Regions from separate parts of the Homo sapiens genome. Here region 1 is linked to region 2. A link is an interaction called in ENCODE POLR2A ChIA-PET data of the cell type or tissue named here. Cell type or tissue: OCI-LY7. All regions are shown on one strand. Links, peaks and the distances in the headings refer to the core of each region. The heading gives the core; the rest is flanking DNA.

Region 1 (6,344 bases), core at 537-5,536, 1.2 Mb after region 2:
CCATGCAGGTTTCTAAGGGAAGAGCATTCCAGGCAGAGGGAACAGCAGCATGCTAGGCCAGTGAAGAACATGGAAGAGGTCAGGAGTGGCTGGAGGGGAAGGAGTAGGGAGGATGAGGGCCTGGGTGGGAGGCAGAGGACAGGTCCTTGGGGACCTGCAGGGGTGGGCCTGTGACTCCAAGTGAGACGGAGCCCCACTGCAGTGCTTTGAGCAGGGGTGACCCTCCCTGACCTAGGCTACAATGACTTGCTGTGTGGTGCCTGACTCCTCACCCTTCCCCTGCCTCACTGCCCTGTGCTTCCTCCTGCAGGACAAGCTGGGGGCCTCCATGGGCGCCTGAGGGCCAGGCGCCAGGGCCGTGGGCACGAGTATGGTGAGACACCAGCCCCTGCAGTACTACGAGCCACAGCTGTGCCTCTCCTGCCTCACGGGCATCTACGGCTGCCGTTGGAAGCGCTACCAGCGCTCCCATGATGATACCACACCGGTGAGCCACCCTGGAACAGGGTCAGAGGGACCCAGTGAGCCCCAGCAAGCCTGAGGGGCTGGGGGAGGGGTCTTAGCTCTGTCTCTGCTGACTCGCTCTGGACAGGCCAATGGCCTTTCTGGGTTTCAGTTTCTCCCTCTGTAAAATGGGCTTATAGTAATTCCTGAATCTACTGACCAGGAGGGCATGGAAGGAGTTTGTCCTGTTGACAAGTTGTTAACTCTCCTCTGACATTGTTGAGGTTGGGCTCCTCTAGAAGGGAAGGGTCACCCCAAGGTGAGCAGAAGTTCTCAGCTTCCTGGCAGATCTTGACAGGCAGGCAGGCAGGCAAACAGGCAGGTGCTGGAGGAGAGGGTGAGGAGATGGGCCTGGCCATCCTGGAGCCTGGGAGCTGGCAGGGCCACGGTCTGGCACCGGGGCTCAGTCACCTGAGCCACAGGCTTGCCAGAGCTGGCAGCAGGTGCACAGCCGGATAAAGAAAGCCTCCTTCAGTGCTGGGCTTCCCAGGCCAGACCTAAGCTGCACTCCTGTCCCTGGGGCGCTGTCAGCCAGTGGATCTAGTTTCTTCTCTGAAGGAACCCAATTCCTGTGTGGTGTTTATCTAAAAGCTTTACTGTCTGGAGAACAACTTTCCTCCTCCTTCCTGCTTGTCTGAACAAAGAAGCCAGCCTCTAAATTCAGCCAGCCCCAGAAGAGGCTGGAGTGGCCAGGGGGTGGCAGGGTGTGGGCCGGGGTGGGGGATGGGGAGCGGTGGCTGCCGCTGATGTCAGAGGCCCAGTAGGCCTGGCTGTCTGTCTGGGGAGGTCGGGGAAGCTTATCCACCTGTCTGCCCTCCTCTGCCTGTGCTGATGACGGATAGAGCCCTAGACTGAGGAGCCTGGGTTCGTCACCTCCAAATAGTGAAAAGCAGGAACTGCCAGGGTGGGCACCAGGCCTGATTCATTGCCATCTCCCCACTCCCGGCCACAGAGGAGCCAAGTGGCCAAACTGAGGCAAAGGAGAGGGAAGGGCCTGCCCAAGGCCACAGGGCAGGCCCCTGGCAACGCCAATACTAGAGCCCCGGTCTCTCCACTCCAGGCCCCTGCTGGGAAGCCCTCTGAGATACCATATGTCACAGCTTTCCCTCTTATGTGGAGGGGTACAGACCGTGGGCTCTGGAGTCAGATGGATTCAGGTTTTGGTGGTGCATCCTCTACTTGAATCTAGTTGCCTGTGAGCTCCCTCAACGGTGAACTGGAGGGGAGACACACCCCTCTCAAGTTGCCGCTGGGCCATGACATGTGATGAGGGCTGTAACGTGACTGGCACAGTGCCAGCTATGACTAGCCATTGAGACAGGTCCTTCCAGATGCCCAAGCCTCAGCCTCTCCATCTCTGAAATGGGAGATAGGTTGTGATCTTGGCTTCAGAATCCCGTGACCACTCTACCGTGCTCCACACTTTGTTCTGGATCTGGACCTGGGCAATGGAGGTCCAGCAGCCACTGGTGTGAATGGGGTGGGGAGACAGCTGAGGCTAAGGTGAGAAGAAGGATGGCTGAGCTCCCAGGCAGGAAGCCCCTTGGCCATCAGGGCAGATGCTGGGGAAGGCGTATCTCCCAGAAGTCTCATCTCCTTGGTGGGCCCAAGGCCAGCCAGTCATAGGCATGGAGTCAGGAAGTGATGATCTTGGCTGCAGCCAGCACAGGGCCCAGAGTGGAGGAAGTGGGCTGAGGCTGGTTTTGAGCTGACTGAGAACCAGAACAGAATGTGCCCTGCAAGGCTAGGGTCTGGGTCACCAATCTGAGGCAGGGGTCTGGGGCCAAGGCTGGAGGGGCAGCAGGGGGCCATGAGCTAGGCTAGGAGAGGGTATAGGGCTTTACAGCAGCTCTGGGTGGCAGCGCCTCTGCAGAAAGGGCTGAGCTCACCTCAGGTGACCCCAAACTCACAGCTGAAGATGAGCATCCTCTGCTCCCCCGCCCCTTTCTCCCTGCAGTCGCTCACTTCGCTCCGCCCCCTGTCTCCTCCTACTTCCTGGTTCCCAGCCTCTGCCCCTCATCCTTTCTCTCTCTCCCCATTTCTCTTTTCTCTCTCTATTCCTTCCTGAGGCAGCTGGGTGAGGGCAGCGGTGGGGCTGGACTCTCACAACGAAGGAATAGCGACCTAGTGTCTCAAAGACAGGGCTGGTGCAGGGTAGGGGCTCCAGAAATTTCGCTGAACAAATAGAGGTCTTGCGTAAGCTCTGCGGGGGCTGGTAGGGAGAGGAGAGCTGCCTGAGTTGAGGGGTGGTGGAGACGGCTCTTCCAGTGAGCCTGGTTTGTCTCCTTATTCTCACCACCCCCGCCCCAGGGGGGATTCTCCCCCTGTATCTCCCAACTCAGAGAAGCCTGGGTTCAACTCCTGTGAAACCCGATCTCCCTGAGTCTCATCTGTGAAATGGGCTGAAAGGTGGGAGAGTCACGAGGCATTTTATTCTCATTCTCAGGCTGGAAAATGAAGTATGAAAGTAATAGTATCTGTTAACATTTATTGAGTACCTACTGTATGCAGGGAGCAAACAGTTTACATGCATTGCCCTAGTCATTGTTGTAACATCTCCATGGGCCATGTTTAATTGTGTGCCCATTTTACAGATGGAGAAATCAGTCACACAGGCTGATGATAGATTTGCAGCCTAAACTGCTGGAGACTAGGGAAGATAGCGTGTGTTGAAGATGTGGGTTTAAGTGAGAGTTTGCTGGAAGAAGAAAGGCAAGGGGACTTGGGAAGTTGCCTGATGGAGGAGAAAGAGCACTGGACCAGGAGCATTTGGGACAAGATGGGGAGTGGCCTTGAATGCCAGGCTTGGAATCCTCAGTGTTTCCCTGGTTATGATCCAGCCCTGGGCCCTGAAGTGGATCCTGGGAGTGGAGAGGGTGCGTGGAGAGAGCCTGGGAAGGGCCCCTTCCTCTCCATCCACGCTGGTCTCCCTCCTTCCTGCCCCCCAGCCTGACACATTCCCACCTCTTCCAAGCCTTTGCCCCCCAGTCCCCCAGGATACACGCTTAACAAATAAAGAAGCAGGAAACCAAGGACCAGAGAGGTGAAATGGCCTCTTCTCTTGCCCCCAGTTCTGAGGAGTGGAGGAGCCTGGCAGCAGGAGGCCAGGCTCACTCAACAGCCAGGAAGGGGAAGTAGAGCTTTTTATAACTGGGGATAATTAATTGGTTGTTGTCTGTGACTCATTACTCTAATACTGCCAATTAAGGACTTGGTAGGACAGAAGACTGTTCTCAGGCCATCCCCACAGGGTCCCCTGAAGACTGTGTCTGCAAAAGGCAGTGTCAAAACCAGCTTCTCTATAGAGAGGGATATAGGTCAGATGCCTGGAGGAACTTCCCAGCCAGAGACATTGAAAGAGACAGACTACCATAGCCGATTCTTGCACTTCTGTAGTACATTTACCTTTTGAAGGCTGCTATAATCTTAATTGATTTCCTCCAGGAAGAGCAAGGGAGTTATTCAGGCCAAGGGGCTGAGGGCACAGCCTGCACTGACCCCACTCACACCCCCAGGCCTGTGCCTTCTCATCTGTTCCACACCAAACAGTCTTGTCTGGGGTGCCCTGATTACTTATTCAATCAACAAACCTGTCCTGCTACCTGCTCTGGGGTCATAAGTATATCAGACCTGGTTTTCCCCTCCCTTGAAGGGCCGGCCCCCAGGCTTGTGGGGGAACAGACAAGATCAGACACACCTGGACCACCCAGGTCGATCATTTTGGAGGCCTGGGGAAACCCTGGGGGCAGGGAAGGCTTGCCCGAGCTGGCCTCTGGGAGTATCGGCCCCATCTCCACAGACCAGGGAAGTGTTCAGGGTAGGGGGAACTGTGTGCACAAGAGAGTGTCTTGTGTTCAGGAACTGAAAGGAATTCAGTCCACCGGCTCAGGTGCAGGGACGGGGAAGGGTGCTGCTCAGTGGGCCTGAGCCTGAAGCTGTATTAAGGAGTCTAGGCTTCATCCTGGGCAGCGGGGGCCTGAGCCAGGCTCGGGCTGTGTGAGGAACACTGTGGTCAAATTGTGGAGGATGCTGAGGGCCCTCAGGTGGAGGTGGGAGGGCCAGTGAGGCCTCAGGTGTCTATGTGGGGAGTGAGGAGGTATACACAGGGATGCAGGCTGGGGAGGCATTCCAGAGACACCTAGAAGGTATCAACGGACTGGCTGTGGACTGAGGTGCAGAGGAAGGAGTGTCTGACAGTGAATCCCATCCTCCCATCCTCCCATGATGCCCAGCGTGGGTGGATGGAGGCCCATCCTGGAGATGGGAACACATGCTGTGCCCCAGGAGCGAGTGAGAGTACAGCGTTCTCAGTAGAGTCCAGGAATAGCACAGGAAGGGTGGGCAGAACAGACAAATAAGCCTCCCTAACCCCAGTTGCCTGCCTTCTATGATGAGATATGATGAGAGCCCCCCATCACCCTACCCTGGCAGGAAGACACTCGGTGTAGGGAAATCCATCCCCAGCTCCTCTGCCCCTTCCCCTCCATGCTCGTCCACGCCAGCCACCCTGAGCTTCTCCGCATCCACAGGATAACCTCACCCTTCACAGCACTGGGCCTTTGCTCCTGCCATTCCCTCTGCTTGGAATGCCCTGTCTTTCTCCTCCCTGCCCCTTAAGACTCATTGCAAATCCCCCTCCATGCCCCCAACTTCTGCCAAAAAATAGCCCTCCTCCTTCCTTTCTCTCCTCACTGCTCTCTCTCCCCACCTTCCTCACTCCCCTGGGGTTCCACAGCAGGTTGACCTGTGCTGGCCATGTGGATTGTGATTTTTTGTTTCCCACTGGACTCTTTAGGATAGCGTCTGGGCCTGCACACTCCAGGGACCTGACTCAGAGGAGGTCCTCGGACAAGATTTACTGAATGAACAACTGGAAGGAGGATTGAGCATATGTGTTCATGAGTGAGTGAGGAAGCGGTTAGGGGATGTGACTGCCATCTTGCTGACCAGGTGGGGCAGCCGGACCCCTAATGAGCTGTCAGAGAATGTAGGCGTACATGTGCGGACGGGTGTGTGCTGTGTTCTTGGTGCTGCCTCCTGTGCTCCTGGTGGTGGTTGGCAGTGGAGGGTGCTGCCTCAGCCAGAGGGACCTCCCAGATCACCCTGGGAGCTGGGATTGGGCTCTGCCAGTGCACAAGAGGGAGGAAGAGATGAGTTTCCCAGCTGGCCCCCACTTTTTGTCCTGTCAGCCATGTGGATTTGTGTCCAGGATATGGAGCTGGAAAGAATGGATCCCACTCAGGAAATCAGGGCAGGCTTCAGGGATGAAGCAGCCTTGAGATGGGCTCCAGGGTGTGGCTGGATTGAGCCAGATGCCACTGGGCATTCCTGGCAAGGGAGCTGCAGCCTGAACTTGACCCTGCCTCCCAGTGACTGAGTGTGTGATCTCAGGTCAGGCCCAGACCCTCTCTGGGCCTGAGCTTGCTTGTGGGTTAAGTGGAGGTACACATCTATGTCCTACAGATACAATTAGATCATGGATAGGAATGTGCCTCCTGTCTTGTACCAAAGAGACCATTGTTCCAACCCTGCAGAAAACGTGCCCTCCCTACAAACTTTCAAAGTGATGGCTTTCTCTCCTTCAGCGCTTTGAGGAAAAGAGACCCGGCAGGGGTGAGAGAGAGGCCCTCTGAGCTTTATTTTTCCCACTTCTAAAACTGCAGGATTCCTATAAGGATAAGAAACTAGGAGATGATATTATTACATCCACAAGAGAGAGAGAGGAGGGGCTGGTTTGTTGCAGCATGAGGAGGTGGGGATTTATCGCTGCAATAAAGCCATGCTGTCTCTTGCCTTAGGAAACCCCCACACCCTGCCTAGCTCCTCTTGGAATAGCACCA
Region 2 (6,344 bases), core at 474-5,473:
ATTTTTGTTGTGTGTTTGAAATTTTCCACAATAAAATGTCTTTGCTGCTGTCAAGGAGGTGGGGAGGAAGACCTAGACGTTCCCTCCAAGGCTGGGGTGGGGGAAGGGAGATCGGGCCGTGTGAGCTTTCCTCAGGAGTGAGCAAAAACAGGAACGTGCCTGCAGAGGGAGGAGTTCCCAAAGAGGAAACGGCGCAGGAACAGCAAATGCAGAGAGGATGCACACTCTGAAGAGGGCAGGCAGCTTCTGCACCGAGGGAGCAAAGGGGCGTGTCAGGGGCAGCTGCTGGAAGGAGGCGCAAGCACCACGGAGAGTCTGGGATGCCCAGCCAAGGAGCCCTGGAAGGGTTGCCCTGGGGACTGACACTGTGGGCTCTGTGTTTTAGCCAAGTCACCCAGGCAGCTGAACAGAAGATGGACTGGAGGGAGAAGCCTGGATGTAGGTAGGGAGGCCTGAGCAGTGGCCAGGTATTTCCTGGACTGGGGTCCTGGAGAAGACAAGGTGGCCTGAGCCAGGGAGTGGCCTGTGATGGACTGCAGGAGACAGCTATGAGTGCTGCTGCCAGGAGGAGGGTGCTGGGAGGGAGGAGTGCAGTGAGACCCGTTTGTGGCCTAGGCAACTTGGTGGATGTTGGTGCCACTATTAAGATAGGTTGAGAGGGCAAGTCAGGCCCCTTCATCTAGAGCCCTGGGCTGGGAGACAGGGGCCTGGGATCTGGCCCCAGCCCTGCTGTCTGGCTGTGGAACCCAGGGCATGTCTCTACCCCTCTCTGACCTAGGGGTCCCCATCTCTAAAGCAAGGGCTAGGAGCCTCAGATCAGAGGTTCTCCGAATCTGCCCCGGGTCAGATCTGTGCCCAGCCCACACGTGCACCCTTCTTGCCTGCGAAGGGCTCACGAGTTCTCATCTTGCGTCACTGAAAATCCAGTGGTGTGATGTCAATGGCATTTCCCTTCAGAAAAAGGAAATGAGCTTAGCAAGCGTGTTACCAGGAAAGGAAAGTTAGTTGGGCCCCACCCTCTGCAGCCCCATGCTCCCCGCACACAGCAAGCAAGGCCCCTCTGCCTGGGGCTGGGGACAGGACCCAGAAATGTCACAGTTCAGATACAGGCACCAACACAACAGCCTTGACTTCCAAGCAGGGCTGGGCTGCCCTCAGCAGAGTCAGCAGCTTCTCTGGCTCCCATGGCCTGGACCCTGGCCACACTCGGAGACTGAGGTCACAGGTAGCTCCAGGGTCTCATCAAACATCAGCAAGGCCCAAAAGCTGAGCTCTTTATAGCCAGGAGACTGCGACCCAGACAGGAGAAGGGGCCTGGCACAGGACACAGAGCCAGTCAGAGGACAACCCAGGCACAGGCCACATGGCTCTGGGGAGTCAGGTGGTCCCTGAAGGCCTGTCTTGCTACAGAGCTCCCAGAATGCCCCATTCCTGGTAGATGTTCCCAGAAAGTCCCTCTCCAATTCCAAATGTTAAGTGCCTTTACTAAATGAAACCACTCCCTGACACTTAGCTTTTGACCATCTAAACATTCCTTAAAATGAACTATGAAGATGAAATGAAAACCAGTGTCAATCTATCCAATACAATTGCTATATACTTTGGAAAAAATGAATAGTAAATTGGTAAGTTTGGTATATTTGGCAAATTGGTCATTTGAAAACCTGATCAGTTGGCAAGCTGGTCATCAAGCAGATCCATTTTTAGGAATTTGACCTAGAGCCTCCCACAGACCCCACCAACCAGGCCTCCTCCCACCTTCCAGCTGCATGGGCCGGGCCAGATCCACCGCATCTCCCCAGCCCAACCCTCAGCCCAGGGCCTGACACACAGGTGGGTCCAGGCTCTTGCTCATTAACTGCTGAGTAAACTAAGGAGATGTGGAGCCTGTGTTGAACCTGAGCACCCTGGGTAATTGGAGGGGCCCACAGGAGGTGGATTAGCAGGGGTGGCCCTGGTCAGCCCCAACACAGTGAGGTAACCGGGTGGAAAAACCCCTCACCTTTGCTCTTGTTGTAAAAGTCAACTCGGGTCATAATTTCCACTGTGCCCCCAACAGGGAGGGCATCTGGTTCACCCTCCCACGCACCCAGGGTTTGGGGGTTTTCAGGTGAAGTGGAACTAGGTGTTTGTGTTTCTGCACCTTTGCAGGATCGCTCAGCAACAAAGGAGCCAGAAAAGGCAAGGTGTACACACCGTGTGCAGCATGGGCGAGCTGCAGGCATGCAGGTAAGAGTGTGTGCATGCAGGTGTGTGCACACGAGTTTGCATGTGCTGATGCAGATGGCTATGATGCGTGGTGGTGATATATACATGTGGATGCTTATGGATCTGTGCCAACCATTATTAAGCACATATGTATACCCGTGTGTGTATATGCATGCATGTGTTTGTGTGAGTTGCAATGTGTATACAACTTTACACAATAAGTGAATTGAGTACATGTACCTGTTTATCCACGGAAGTGTATGATGACTGGACATATGTAAATATGTGTATTTGCATGTGTTTATACTTTGTGCATAGATGCATGTTTGTGTATTTATGCTGATCCATTTAAGCGTATGGGATGTGTGTGGATGTTTGTGTAACATCTGTACATACTCCATAGGTGCATCTTAATACAGGAATATGGGTGCGATGTGTATGTGTGTGTGTGTGCCTGTGTGAACAGGTGCGGCTGGAGGTCTATGAGTGTGTGGATAGGTATATTTGCCTGTGCGCATGTGCGATTCACGTGGTGTGAGTGCACATGGTCGCAGGCAAATGTCTGTGTGGGCACACACATGCCCTGTTGCCCTTTTCTGTCTTTTCCTGTTGGGAAATTACAGAACTTCTGAGTCCTAACCATGGCTGGTGGCTCTTCCAGGAACATGGTTTCCTGGACCCAAAAGGTAAGCTTGTCAGGGACCCACGTGAATGAGGAAGTGGGTGGGCCTGAGTCTGGGGCTCCTCTGAGAACTGCTGTGGACCAGGGAAATCTTGCTGCCACCTCTGGTCTTTAGTCCACCTCTCAGTAGTAGCTTTCAAAGCTTGATTTTTTTGGAGGCGTCTCCACGGAGCATAGTCCTAAGCTCCTAGCCTACATTGTCCCTGTTCCTGGGCCTGTTTGGTTGACATTCTCTTACAGTTTAAAAAAGACATCCACATCCGTACTCTTAGCTAATCCTTGTGACCTTTCTTCTAGTCTGTTTGGAGAGGCTGGGAGCAGAGTGGTTAAAAGAGCCAGGCCTGGTTCCATTTCTGACCCCTCTTCTAGCTGAGCAACTTCCGCCTCTTCCAGCCTCCCTCACGGGAATCACAGATCACGTGAGATGACACCCATGAAGGGCTTGACTGGCATCTGGCACATGGTGAGGACTGCAAAAATGTGGGCTATTGTTTTTACTATTATCCCCATTTTATAGATGAGGAAACTGAGGCTTGGAGAGGCTCTCTGCCTTTGTCAACCTGGAGATGCTGGGAAGGAAGTGAGGCCCATCCCACCTCAGATGCCTGTCCTCTGTCGTCAGGAGCATTCTCTTGTTCTTCCGGGCTTGGCCAAGCGGTGGTAAACCCCACATGTGGTTCTGTGGTTGCCCACACAGTCCTAAAAATAGCCAACAGGAACCCAGGGGCTCCCCCTTGGTGAGTGGCAGCAGGCCCAGTCCTCAGGCAGCCACCAACCTGCTCACTCCCCACAGGCAAGCAGGTCCTGTCTAGGAAGGGGCTGGGTGGCCTGGGTCCCATGCATGATGAGCCAGAGGCTGTGCCAAGCTTATAGCAAATATTATTTTATTTCATTATGTTTTCTTACATCTGTGATGTGGAGGCCATAGCTCCACTGGACTCATGAGGAGACTGAGGCTCAGAGCAATGAAGTGACCTGCTCAAAGTTAAGGAGCTTCAGTTTGGACCCAATTTGTTCTGATCCTAAGGTCACTATCCTTAATCCCTCTCCCTGTGGGGTCTTCCCTATCTTGAGCCTGTGGACAGCTGTGCAGTGGCAAGAAAAAGGCCTTCAGAGCTACGCAGACCTGGCTTCAAATCCCAGCCTCCCTGATGAGCCCTGGTGGTCTTGGTAAGTCACCTCACCTCTCTCAGCCTCAGTTTCCTCACTGAAAAAATAGGAGCCACACTGCACATGATGTGGGAGTATGGTGGGGATCTAATGAAAGAAGGCACACAAGCACCCGGGGGGGGCCTGGGATGCAGCCAGTGCTCAGTACACAGCCACTCACTGGCTCTGCTCCTCCCCCCATTGACATCTATGCTTCCAAAGCTGGGGTGAGAGGAGCAGCATTGGTCGAGCTCCCAGAAGTGTCCTGCCAGGTCAGGGAAGTGGAACCACCCAGGAGAGGCCAGAAGAGGAGGTCCCTATGGTAGACTGAAATTTCCCAAAAATGATCTCAGGAGTGTTCCTAATTCTATACCCTGGAAACTTGTCATTCCCCATCAGGAGATGGAGTCCATTGCTCTTCCCCTTGAAACTGGGCATGCCTTTGAGATGGCCTCCATGAAAAGAATGTGATAGAATTGACATGAAAACTTACTAGGCTAAACCTAAAAGGTGGTACAGCCGCCACCCATCTGTCTGTCTATCTTTCTGTCTCTTTCTGTCAGCATGCTTGCCCTTGGGACTCAGACACCATATTGTGAGGAAGCCCAAGCTACATGCAGAGGCCACTATAGTTGTTCTGGCCAACAGCCCAAGCTTCAGCTGCCAGACATATAAATAAACCAACTCTTCAAATGATTTCAGTTTCCAGACTTCAGTGCATCCCAGGTAATGTCCAGAGGAGCAGAGATGAACCATCCTCTCTGAGCCCTGCCCAAATGCAGACTTGAGAACAAACTAAATGTCATTGTCTCAAGCCACCAATTTTCAGGGTGGCTTGGTACACAGCACCAGGTAACAGGAATAGCCCCCCTCTTCCTCTGCAGCTCTCCCCAGGTACAGGCAAGCTCCCCAACCCATGCTTCATCCCCACCCCACAGACAGAACCTGGAGTCAGTCCTCCCACCCACAACTGTGCCTTCCAAACTAAGCTCAAAGCCCAGCTCTGTTGCTTTCAGATGGGTGCCCTAGGGCAAGTCACCAACCCTATATGACAAATCCCTCTGTGTCAAATGGGAATTATAATAGTGCCCCTGAGGAGTCTTGGAGAGATTTAATAAAGTGCCTGGAACATAATGAGTGCTCATTAAGTGGACGCAGGGACATGAGGCTTGGGAAAAAGGAAGGGGTCAAAGACGTCACCCCAGTCTCTGACTGGGAGGGAGAGAGGAGGAGCAGGTTTTCAGGGAGCCTGGGAGGAAATAAGTTTAGGCTGGATGCTAAAAACAAGGTGCCTAGCTCTGTGCAGGTTCCTGAGGAGGACCTGTCCTCAGGTGGCTCACAGACTGACCAAGACATGGGAGGCTGCAGAGTGTGGCTGGGCAGGCCCAGGCAGGAGCTGGTCAAGGGTGAATAAGGTGGGGGCGTGGAAGGCACAGCAGCAGGAGCTGGGCCAGGGACCTCAGAGCCAGGTGGGCACAGCCGCAGCTAAGCCTGAGCTCTGAGGCTTCCCAGATACCACAAGGTCCCCTCCCCTTCTCTCCTTAGCCCAGGCCAGCCTGGCCCTATCTAGAGAGATAAAGTCACTGCAGAAGCTCCCAGACCAGAGACATTCTTATCAGTCACCCTTGTCTAAGGTACTTGGGAATGTAAACTCTCCCTCCACACAGCCCTGGATGCAACACACCCGCCCTAGGAAGACACAAAGCAGACGCAGTGGGGTGGGCCTTCCCCTAGCCAGACCCCACCTTCCTCCCCACCCGCTTTCTGCAGCCCTGCAAATGCATGAGATGGGAAGGCCAGCCCCGGCGCCCCCTTCTCTAACACCTGGGGCATATTTTTCCTTTAAGTCACACTCAGATTTCGAGGGGCCGCAAGGAGCCCTTTCTGTGAATGCCATCTTGGCCAATATGCCCCATGTATGTGTGCAGCACAGTGCCCACCCTGCCCGGAGAACGAGGGAAACATGGTCCGCGGTGGTGGATCTGGGTGACCTAGAGCAAGTCTGTTCACTTCACTCGTCGAAAGTTTGTCCTCACACAAACATGCAGTAAGTCCCCCTGCTAGCTAGGCTCAGGGCTGGGCACTGGGGAGAAGCAGAGTCCAGAAAACACAGCCCTCTGGAGTCCACTGTCCAGTGGGCAAGACAAACAGGTAAAATGACGACGACAATGATGATGATGATGATGAGGCTTGCCTTAGAGCACTTACCACCCGCCATTGTTCTGAGTGATTTACACAGTATTGACTCATTTAATTCCCAAAACAACCCTATTGTCTCCCAACATTGTCATGGAGGAGGAAATTG

The links. Peaks named below come from ENCODE experiments on the same cell type or tissue, not always from the same donor. Only the 100,000 strongest peaks of a DNase experiment are listed, where the experiment ranks them.
Region 1: POLR2A ChIA-PET joins it to region 2 with 5 read pairs; 1 of 35 experiments calls an interaction of 5 or more read pairs at or near these places.

What each region holds. Positions count from the first base shown.
Region 1 is chr11:75,471,762-75,478,105 of GRCh38, reverse strand. It overlaps GDPD5 (glycerophosphodiester phosphodiesterase domain containing 5), which reads left to right. Exons shown (of 17, transcript NM_030792.8): 3 at 311-487. The coding sequence starts at 371. Among named protein-coding and RNA genes, the nearest start is that of KLHL35, 42 kb to the right of the region's middle. In OCI-LY7, for the core only: no CTCF peak of the experiment used is centred there; a DNase peak (open chromatin) is centred at 2,465.
Region 2 is chr11:76,624,289-76,630,632 of GRCh38, reverse strand. It overlaps LINC02757 (long intergenic non-protein coding RNA 2757), which reads left to right and starts at 211. Exons shown (of 5, transcript NR_187244.1): 1 at 211-442; 2 at 2,152-2,229; 3 at 3,408-4,060; 4 at 4,603-4,765. RefSeq lists enhancers at 34-328, 787-1,146. In OCI-LY7, for the core only: no CTCF peak of the experiment used is centred there; DNase peaks (open chromatin) are centred at 996, 2,932 and 3,582; H3K4me3 peaks cover 882 bases; H3K27ac peaks cover 710 bases.